Linked DNA regions of Homo sapiens: region 1 is linked to region 2. Evidence: read pairs that join two places in POLR2A ChIA-PET (ENCODE). Cell type or tissue: OCI-LY7. All regions are shown on one strand. Each heading gives the region's core, and the rest is flanking DNA. Links, peaks and the distances in the headings are about the cores only. Region 1 has its middle 54 kb from the start of PROKR1. Region 2 has its middle 19 kb from the start of PROKR1.

Region 1 (5,381 bases), core at 287-5,286, 73 kb before region 2:
AAATTTTGTAAGAGAGTATGTACAACTTCATGTCAATTTGTAAATGTAGATGAATGTATGACTTTCTAAAAAAAATAACTTTCCAAAGTGTACTTTATAAGACATTAAAAAGGGTGAACAGATTAATAGCCACAGAGGAAATGGAAAGTATTCACGTTTCTACTCGTAGGATAGTACCAAACATTGGGAATTACAAATGAATTATATCAAACTTTTTTTCAGCAAATAATTTCCCGCATCTTCACTCTTCATCTTCCCACCCTCTTCTGGACAACTCCTGACATTCTGTGATATTCAGCATTCACCATAAACATTGCATGATTCAGTTCTCCTTGATATCTTGGTGCTTGGACTCTTCACTGTTGGCATCATTAGGTCAGCAGGTGAACACTCAGGATTGTTTCTCTTCTGTTAGTAGAGCACCAAAAGGTAAGAAGCCAGGAGGCTTTCTCCCCATGGTTCTCATCACTGGATAAGAAATGTGGGTTGAAGAACATGAGCTAATTAGGACTCCAGACAACCTCTGCCCCCCTTACCTCAGTGCTTAAGTGGGAGGACCAGAATCTTCCTAATTGTGTTAGTGCTAGCTTAAGGAAAGTATATCATTGTAATTCATCTCTTTTATTTTGAAAGAGAAATTTGTTGTTCCAAAACTGAGATTAAGCAAACTGTGTGCCCAGCACCCTTAATTCCATGCTGATAAAAGTCACTTTCCTTTGACAATGTTGATTACTAAGAGCTAACTGACAGAAGATAAAATCATGTTGCTTGCTAGGTCTAATTAATAGCCACAGATCAATCTGCCTGTTATTCTTAGATATAGCACTTGTTATTTTTAATTAATGGTTGACATCTCAAAATGGCATTAGTCGTCCATACCTAAATATTAACACATGCCTCCTGCTAAGGAGATGTCCGTTTTTTGACTTAGCAGGCTTACTGGCCTGTGAAATAAACAGCTGTCTGGAATTAGCAGTCTGGATGTTTATGTAGATATTCCCTAAGGAAGGATACATGTTTGTTTTCCCCAAACTTTTCTTTCAAACTAGCACACTGACTATTGTCCTCCTAAACCAATAAAAGTCATTAGCACTTCACCTTAGAAGTGTTAACGAAATAGTGAGATCAAGCCTGTTGGAGTGACAGTGTCGAGTTAATGACATTCCCTGCATCTCTCAACACGACATTACACCAACAGGAGCCACCATTGGTTCATTTTATTCTTTTTAATTTAATTTAATTATTATTATTTTTTAAGACAGGGTCTGGCTCTGTCACCTAAGCCAGAGGGCAATGGTACAATCACCATTGACTGCAGTCTCAAATTCCTGGGCTCAAGCAATCCTCCCGCCTCAGCTTCCCAAGCAGCTGGGACTACAGGCATGCCCCACCATGTCCAGGTAATTAAAAAAAAATTTTTTTTTTTTTGTAGACATGGGGTTTCCCTGTGTTGCCTAGACTGGTCTCAAACTCCTGGGATTAAGGGATCCTGCCCCCTTGGCCTCCCAAAGTACTGGGATTACAGGCATGAGCCATCGCACCCCACCTACTTGGTTCATTTTAAAGAAGAACATTTGTGTTTCCCTTGGTGGAGACCCTGGGGAGCTGCCTCACTGGCTGATTCCTTCTCTGGGGACAGTGCCGGCGCACAGAAGAGAGCCTCCAGGGGCCACGGCCCAGGCACATGACCTTACCCTTCTGACCTCAGCAACTGGTTTGGGGTGACCCCTTACGCTAGCAGGGCCAGTCGGGTGCTTTTTCTAGGGTTTTTTTTTTTTTTTTTTTGAGTAGATAAGGACAGGGACAAGGAGCGCCTCGTATCAGAGGCGCTCTCTACCACAGCACTCTGGAGAGCAGGTCCCCAGGCCTCCATTGCTGAGGCCTCAGAGCTGTCTGGTTCTCTGGCTGGTCAACTCTTCCTTTCATCAAACGACCCCAGCAGCTCTTCATATTTTCCTTAAGCTAGTCAGTCCTGTCTGTTACATACAGCATAAGGAGAAACAAACCAACTTTTAGTTATTACACTAGAGTTTAAATTAAGATTAAGCTATGTAATGAACACTATGGTGTCAATTAAGCAAATTTTGGTCATTGCTTGTTATGATCTTTCTTTTCCTTTCTCCAAAAGTTAGTAAGTAAGGAGTCAGGCTGACAGAAATGTTGCAAAGTTAATGTTTGTCTTTTAAAAGTTTGACAACGCTGTAACATGAAATTCTGGCATTTTGCCAAGTAATGAGTCTTATTTTGTTACACAGGTGCTATGTAAATGCATCCTGACTAAAAAAAAATGTTCTTCACATTTTCGGGGGGAATAAAAAAATGTTCTTCAGATCTTTGGACCACAGAGTGCAAAGTGTTGCACCAACATATATTAGCTTATTATTAGAGAGTTAAGTATAGCTTTAAACTGCAGCAGCTGGGAATGGAGTTTTAGGTTTAACACACATTATAGGTAAAGAAATAACAACACCAAAGCTGGGAAGCAGAGCAAGGGCCACACAGGTCACACCGCCTGGCAGGCTGAGGAACGCCTTTGCCTTTCCTCAAGGTTGTCCTTGGCAGCTCCTACAGCATGAGAGGGACAGAAGAGGCAGAGCGGCCTGGGACCTTCCCAGGGACTGGAGGCAGGACGCACTGCCTACCCACCACTTCCTACACTGGCTCCATCAGGAGAAACAGGGCTGAAGACAAGGTTGGAGGTAACTTTGCAGAGGAGAAGCCACAGGCAGAACTCTCAGAACATGGGGTAGAAGCAGGCTGGGTGCAGCGGCTTACACCTGTAATTCCAGCATTTTGGGAGGCTGAGGCGGGTGGATCACTTGAGGTCAGGAGTTCAAGACCAGCCTGTTCACCAACATGGCGAAATCCCGTCTCTACTAAAAATACGAAAGTTAGCTGGGTGTGGTGGTGCCCGCTTTAATCCCAGCTATTTGGGAAGCTGAGACAGGAGGATCACTTGAACCCAAAAGATGGAAGTTGCCATGAGCAGAGAAGATTGTGCTGCTTCACTCCATCTTGAGCAACAGAGCAAGACCCCGATTCAAAAAAAAAAAAAAAAAAGGGGGCAGTAGAAGCAGAGAGGGGCAACCTTTGTCCTGGTCAGTGGGGTGGGGCTGTCAGCTGAACACTCAGGAGCCTCATATCTTTGTGTGACCTCTCACACTCTAACATCGTCTTCTAAGTCACTGAATGGCTCCCAATGCTGCAAAGGAAGGAAAGCAAACAATTGGTATTTGGGAGCTCTGGGCAATAGGGGACAGCTCAGCTCCAGCCTGTTTGAATTTGTTAACTCATTTTCAGCACAGGACATGATCTGTGCCTTTGTGATCTGTGACCATTAAACACCAATGCTACGAAGTTGTACTGGCCTATGTAACTCCTAGCATCCTCTCATTTGTTCAACAAATAAATACTTACTGAGCTCCCACTTAGTGCCAAGCTCTGCTCCAGGCACTGGGGTGACAGAAATCCAGGCCATCCAGGAACTTCCTTCTAGTGTATGAATTTGTTCCACATCACACTACTTGATTTGTTCAAACCAAGATCTAAAGTCATGTTTGTGGGAGGATGGTTGGTTGTCTTTCTGCTGCCTGGCAACTTTTGTTTTTCAACACTGCCATGTACACAAATGCATTAACTAATCTCTTGGGCAAGGATCCAAGATTCAGAATAGCAAAGTTGGGCTTTTATGGGGTAAACAGCCCAAAGACAGGCAGAAATGAAGTTCTCAAGCAGATGAGACAAGTGAGCATGGAAGACAAGGCTAGTGTTCTCTATACGCAGGGGCCAGCTCTTCTCATGTCTTCTTTCTTGACCTGTCGACAGCCTGATAATACCTGAAGCTGAACTTGGGAGTCAGCTCAGAGCTGTGTAGGCTACAAAAGACTCCGTTAGCTCCTCCTTACTTAAGATGTATTTCTCTTAAATAGCTAATTGCAAAGTGTCTGATACTCATTTTATTTTTTCTTTTCCATCGTCCTCAATTTTAAAACACGTTCAGGGAAAGATCACAATTCTTAAAGAATTCCACCTTCCCTCTCAGGAAGAGCAAATTGAGGACTGGAAGTCAGATGGGTTTGGGTAGCACTAGGCTGAGAGTTCCAGCCAGAATACAAGCTTGAAACTTTGGCCTCCAATAGATAAGGTGGTTTACATTATTTCTCCCATTTGCTTTAATTTCCAGAATCCAAAGTATTTCTTTCTTCTACAACAACAGTTTTAGTACTGTGAAAGGCAATGCAATTTACCATTAAATGCCAATGGAAATGCCATGTCATTACCCAGTATGGTGCAGTGCTTCATGACCTTCAGTTCTGATGATTAAACTTTGCAAGATAGGCAAATAAGTATGTCAACACATGCCGGCATCTTCCTATGCCTACAAACACTCTGCTGCTCTGTGGATTTACATTCCTGCCTCATTCCATTAAGGAACCAAGGCAGCTTACAGAAATACACAAGATGAAAAAGAAATAGATGGAGAATTGAACACAAAAGCAGAATAGAAAGCTTAAGCCAGGGATGAAGTTAATTCACAAGAATGTACAGAAAAGCATAGCTCATATACTGGTTTATAGAGGAGCAAATCCAGCTCTCAGTCTTCCCAAACAAGGGGGAAAGTCAGTTGTAAAATTCACAGGGTCCATAAATTTTAAAATAATAATATGCTTTATTTGGGGAAAGCATCGTTTTAATTGGTAAAGAGAAAATAAAATTAACTGTAGCCCATGCCTACAGCATACCAAGGAGACAGAGAATGCTGTGAACTTCAGTTTATATGTAACAGGCAATGAATACATGAGGCCACCAGACTCAGCTTCTGAGCCCAAGTCAGACCTGATACTCAATGGAGGTGACGTGGAAAAGAGAGTGCAGCCAGGTCCCACCGAGGGGCAGATCACAGATAACTTCCATCAGAGTTCGCCCAAAGAAGGAGCTGACTCCACCCTTGCCAAAAATGTTAACCTGAATCTAATTAAGCCTTTAAACCTAACTCCCAGGATACATGTAAAAATGGTAAAAAGTAGCAAGTTGAAGAGGCAAGGGGATTTACCCTCACTCTCCTAACAATGGCCTCCAACCCTCATATCTTACCATGAGGAAGGGAGTTTTATGTTGGAGGAGGCTGGAACTGGGGCAAGGCTGGATACTGCTGTACTGGAGGTTCCTGTCACCCATGTGAGATAAGCTTGGGTGACACATTGCTCACCTCAGTGTAGCTCTTTGGGTAACAGAGTCTCTTGAGTGTCCACCAACAGAGAGACTTTCTCTTAAGTGAGCCCCAGATTCCCAGTGCCCAGACTCCTGAGAGTGGGTTCTGTTCTGGCCTATAAAAGAAATTAGGAAATTGGAGATGGAAGAAAGGGAAGGAAGTAGGGGAT
Region 2 (5,381 bases), core at 234-5,233:
AGGATGAGTGTTTCACCTGGCAAGAGAAACATTTTCTTTCTTTCCTTTTTTTTTTTTTTTGAGACAAAGTCTCACTCTGTTGCCCAGACTGGAGTGCAGTAGTGCGATCTCTGCTCACTGCAACCTCTGCCTCTCAGGTTCAAGTGATCATCCTGCCTCAGCCTCCTGAGTAGCTGAGATTACAGGCACCCGCCACCACATCCAACTAATTTTTGTATTTTTAGTAGAAACGGGGTTCCACCATGTTGGCCAGGCTGGTCCTGAACTCCTGACCTCAAGTGATCCACCTGCCTTGGCCTCCCAAAGTGTTGGGATTACAGGCATGAGCCAGCCTGAAATACTTCTTTTATCTGCTTTTGGAGGCTGAAATTGCTCTTCCCTGGAGGGGAGGACCTCTCACACAATGATGGGATTGCTATTCCTGGAAGAGGTAGCTCAGAAACTAGAAAACACACAGAGACATAAGAAGGCAATACCAGAGCCTTATCTGAGAGTGGGTTTTGATGGGAGTGAGGCGGGGTCGGGGGGTGGGCCAAGGACAGAGAGAAACTGGCTGTATGAAACAGGTCTGTGTGATGGGGTGAGGGAGGCATTTCATAATTAGGAAAAAAAAGAATATGAAGGGAAAGGTTATTGGAAACAAATTTGGCTGACTTTAATACTAACAGCAAGGAGAATCTGCCATGTATTGGGCTGAGCTGAGCATGTTACAGGAATTGTCTCAGTCAGTCCTCGTACCATCCTCTGAGTCAGGGGCAAGTATCACTCCCACCTACAGATGAGGAAACAGCCTTAAGTCACAGAAGCTGCTCAAGGTCACACAAGCAGTGAATGGTGCGCTGAAATTTGAAGCCCAGTAGTTCAACTCCGGAGCTCAGGCTTTTAATTACTCTGTGCTGCAGCCTTTACATGAAGTGTTTAGCCCTTCCTTAGGCTTTCTAGTAAACCAAATAAACACCTCTCTCCTTAAATCCAATCATTAAGTGATAAATCATCATCTAGATTAACCAGATTTTCTCAAAAACTGAGAATAACACCACTCCCATCTTTATTTTTCCTTCTCTGAGAAGTTTCATTTACCCGTAACAACTGACCCTAATGCAAAAGTCCTTAACTTTTGAGTGTCTTGGGAGCTTCTGGCATCCAGTGAAGTTCACAGCTTCTTCTCAAAATAATGCTTTCAAATTTATTCAATAAAATACGTAAGAATATGGAAGAAATCAATTCTATTAAAATGCAATTCTCAAATTAGTTTAAGTTTGTGGTATAATTATATAAATATTTATATTTCATTTCTTTATATTAAATCTTTAATGTCTTACATAATAAGATTTAGCATCAGGGCTAAAAACTACCATGATTTTGAAGTAGCAATGAATGTAAACGATATTTTGAGACCTCTCTCCAAACTCTAATGAGATGTAAAATATCTCTTGGCGACAGTCTCAGGGACTGCTAATACCAGTGTGGTTGTTGCCTGCTTCATAATGGCAGGAAACGTAAAGTTCAGTTACAGGTTAGTGAGAATAACAAACATTTTTTTTCCCATCCAAGTTCACAGTCCCCTGAACTGGTTTTGAACACCTGCCCGGGGGGAGGCCAAAACACTGGAGTGAGCATTGGGAGAAATGGAGATGGCAGGAAGGAGCAGGCCCACAAATTTAAATGGAATTAAATCAATAGATCTTTACTGGACACTTTTCTTGTAAAGATGCCTGAGCGGGCATTGTGGTTCACTGACTTTCTATCTCTCTGCCTTCTCAACGGCCCCAGTTCTGATCTGCATGACGCGGATTCATCCAAGAAGCCAGGGAGGGTTTCTCCTGATAAACTGGAGTTCCAGGACTCTTTCACACAAGTATTTAACAGACATTTCTTGTCCTAGGCTCAGATGTTACAAAGGTGAATGACACGATTCCAGCTTATGTCCCTGAATGATTGCTCTTAAGAACAGAGGGTATTTTGGTTGCAGGGAAGCACAAAGAAACATCCTGTAAAAGCAGCATTGCAGATTTACTTACCAAAACTATTGCTTTACCCTCTTACTTATTGCTTTTTGTTCTCACATGAATTATTTTGCTTCCGCTGGCCTCATTTGGATTTTGCTGGCCTTTTCACATGTTCTTGAGTAGAGTGATAGACTTATTTTATTTTTATTTTTTCTCGTAGCTTAAGCAATTAAGGGAGTGAGTTTTCCTTTGAGCAGAGTTTTACGTTTGGACATGTAGAGTCTCTTTAGCTCTGACATGGCCCTTTTTATTCCATTATATTTGATATATGTATTGATTAGTTCATACTTTCCATATTCTCTTTATGTATTTAAGAGTTGAAACATTGTCATTTCTTTATTTTATTATTTCCTTTTGTTTTCCATGATTTTTTTTTCTTCCAGGGTAGACTGCTCATTTTTCTTTCTGTTCCTTTGTGTCTCTCTCTCTCTCATTGTTTGATTTCTTTTCGTTTGTCATAATTCTGCATAGCTTTCCTGTTGTGATTATTTTTATTTTATTCATCTTGGACAGACCCAGCTCTGTTCCCCAGTGTGTTGACCAAATCAGGGTGACTGAATTTCCCTTATTCTACTTCCTCTTTATCTGGTTGCTTCCTCTGTTTATAGCTTCAATTAGAGAGTTGGTGCTCCACATTTCATATTGCTGGGGATGGAAGTGAGAGAACTCTTTGTAGCCATGATTGGTGGGCTGTGTCTTCGTTGTGTTATTTTTTTAAAAGTTCTATTCTGGAATTCAGTTTTGCTGGCACTGCATATCCCATCCTTGGGGGTGATGCCCAGGGTTTTGGATTATTTTTTCAACTCAGAACTACTGAGCCTTCCATTCCATCAGTGATGATCTGCTCTAGATGAGTTATTCTTAGTTTTATCTACTTTTTTTTCCCCGGTCTACATCTCTTTCTACTCTCCCACTCATTTGGTGAGAAAATTTGAAGGCTTCTGGGTAGAGTATTTTACTCTTGCTTGTGTAGATCCCCTCTCTACCTTGCTGTATCACCTAGAGACTGACTTTTGGACTATACCATTGAGCAACGTTTCCCTCTAGTTTCTTTCTGGATTAGATCAATGGCAGGCACCAATGGGACATTAGAGGATAAAGCAGAGTGAGGTGAGGATTTGTTCAGTTGAGTCCCAACTTTCCAGATCATGAGGGCTGGCAGCCCCCACCACTACTGGGCAGCTAACAGCTATAGCTGTTGGTCTCTTTGGGTCCTGGTAGCTGTTCCTCCCCTTTGCCCTCAGGCCTAGGGCTGGTGGGCTCCCTTTTTAATGACCTCAGGGCACTCCCTGTCTCTTGTTGGTTCATCTTAGCTCTAGCCATACCATTGCAAACCTGTCTTTTATTAAAGTCTCCCCTCTATTTCCTAATAGTTCCCTGACTGGTGTAGTGCTGGTCATAGCACTATACATTGCAGTAGAAGAGGGTGATCTGGAGCTCCCCACGCATATCTCTTACGAGTCACTCACCCTAGAAAAGCCAAAATCAAGTTCTTGCCTTAGTTTTCTCTTTCAATTTTGCTAAATTAATACCAGCGGGGGTTTCCCGAACACAGGTGTCACCTCGACCCCAGCCAGTGTCCAGGCTGTTTATACCATCACCAGAAGGAATTCAAGGATGAGTCAGAAAATAGTGAAAGTATGGAGATTTATTACAAAGTGAAAAATACACACTTGAGAAAGGGGAGAGCAGGCATACTCAAGAGTTGTGCACGAGGGATTTGAGGCTGCTACCTTTATGGGTTTCTCTAACCATGGGGTGGAATATTCATGAAAACTCCTGGAAAAAGGTGAAGATTTGTATGAACTGTGGGGCCACCCATTTTTACACCAAATATGGGTGTTCCTGGAACTGTCATGGTGCTGTTGAGTATGTGATTGAGTATGTTAACGAGCATAAAATGAGGTCCTAAGTGAAACCTAGGTCAAATCCAGCACCATGTTGGGTCCAGTCAGTCTTAGCCAGCTTGGTTCACACCCTGTTTTTCAGGGATTTATCAGTCCCTAGATTCTGTGTCTATTTCAACAGTTTCCTTTTGCTAGTCATGTGAAACTGCTGCCTGGAATTTTCTGTTCTCCTGCAACCACTCTGTATTATTCCACTCTCAAAATCATTTTTTCTTTTTAGAAATATTAGCTTTGGGAGGTTATTTTTTCAAACATTTTCTTGTCTTCTTTCCAGTCAGTGAAAAACAAAATGGCAAATTCTGGCAGTTTCTCCCATTTCTGGTATGTCATTATCCATCGTGGTGGGAAGAAACTTTTAATCCATAAGGGAACCTTTAGTTTGTTCCTCTACGATGTCTACCTCCCACAACCAGTGTGCTTCCATCACAGTGAGGGGTATTCGCATGATTTTTTTTCAGCATTTTATCTACTCCCTTTCTTCATGGTGCCACTTTTAAAGGGTGGAGTTGGAACCATTTTCCATCATATGTGTATGAGATTGTGCTCCTTCCTTAATTTGAAAACAGCCTTGGATTTTATCTATCACATCTATTTGTATACCTATATAACTTATTGTTGCTTACTTCATAAGGTTTAATGATATATCTCTCTCTATATATTCCCTAGAAAACCATTGTGTGTATGTTTGTGTGTGTGTGTGCGTGTGTGTGTGTGTGTGTGTGTGTGTGTGTGTGTATAGAGAAGATAACTATGGGAAGATTAATATGTTGGAAGGATTAGTGGCCAGAAAGAATGGGATCAGAGAGACCAATTAAGAGGTAGTAAAAGTACAAAGGAAGACATGAATGGAGTGAAGGTCTTAAAGTGCTACTGGAGAAAAGGAAGGAAGAGTAGGAGGGGATGATGGTGACATTTGGAGGTTGGATGACTGGCAATTCAGGAGCAGGGACTGGCTTAGGAGGCAGATAAGATGTTTATTATTATATATGTTGATTTTGAGGTACTGATAAAATATTTAGATATATCCAGCAAGTGGTTAGAAATATTAATTACAAGTTTAGGAGAAAATTGGAAATTAGAGAGACTTGGCTACCATTCACTTTGAACTATCACAAAGACCAGATCATCAAATTAGACTCACAAATTAGAGCTCTTACTCAGTATCAAACTTCACTAATAATGTCAAGTCTAAAGAAATTAAGAAGTTTGGTAAAGCAGGAATGGTCTGAAGATAATTCATTGTCCCCATAGCTCCTCCTTTCCCACATTCAATATGGTCCTTGACCCAAAACAAATGATGAGGTCTCTATATGCAATTTTCAGTCACCTCACTAGGTGGGGAATATTTAGGTTATGAAACATTTCCTTTTTTCCCCTTTAAACACAGATCATTATAGGGATTTTGTGACTTTTTAAAAAGCAGTCATGAGTCATGAATCCATAGATTCTAGTTTTATTTTACATA

Evidence for each region. ChIA-PET counts read pairs that join two places held together with the same protein. Peaks named below come from ENCODE experiments on the same cell type or tissue, not always from the same donor. Only the 100,000 strongest peaks of a DNase experiment are listed, where the experiment ranks them.
Region 1: POLR2A ChIA-PET joins it to region 2 with 5 read pairs; 2 of 35 experiments call an interaction of 5 or more read pairs at or near these places.

The regions. Positions count from the first base shown.
Region 1 is chr2:68,586,550-68,591,930 of GRCh38, forward strand. No RefSeq gene overlaps it. Among named protein-coding and RNA genes, the nearest start is that of PROKR1, 54 kb to the right of the region's middle. In OCI-LY7, for the core only: no CTCF peak of the experiment used is centred there; no DNase peak of the experiment used is centred there.
Region 2 is chr2:68,660,077-68,665,457 of GRCh38, forward strand. No RefSeq gene overlaps it. Among named protein-coding and RNA genes, the nearest start is that of PROKR1, 19 kb to the left of the region's middle. In OCI-LY7, for the core only: no CTCF peak of the experiment used is centred there; a DNase peak (open chromatin) is centred at 2,585.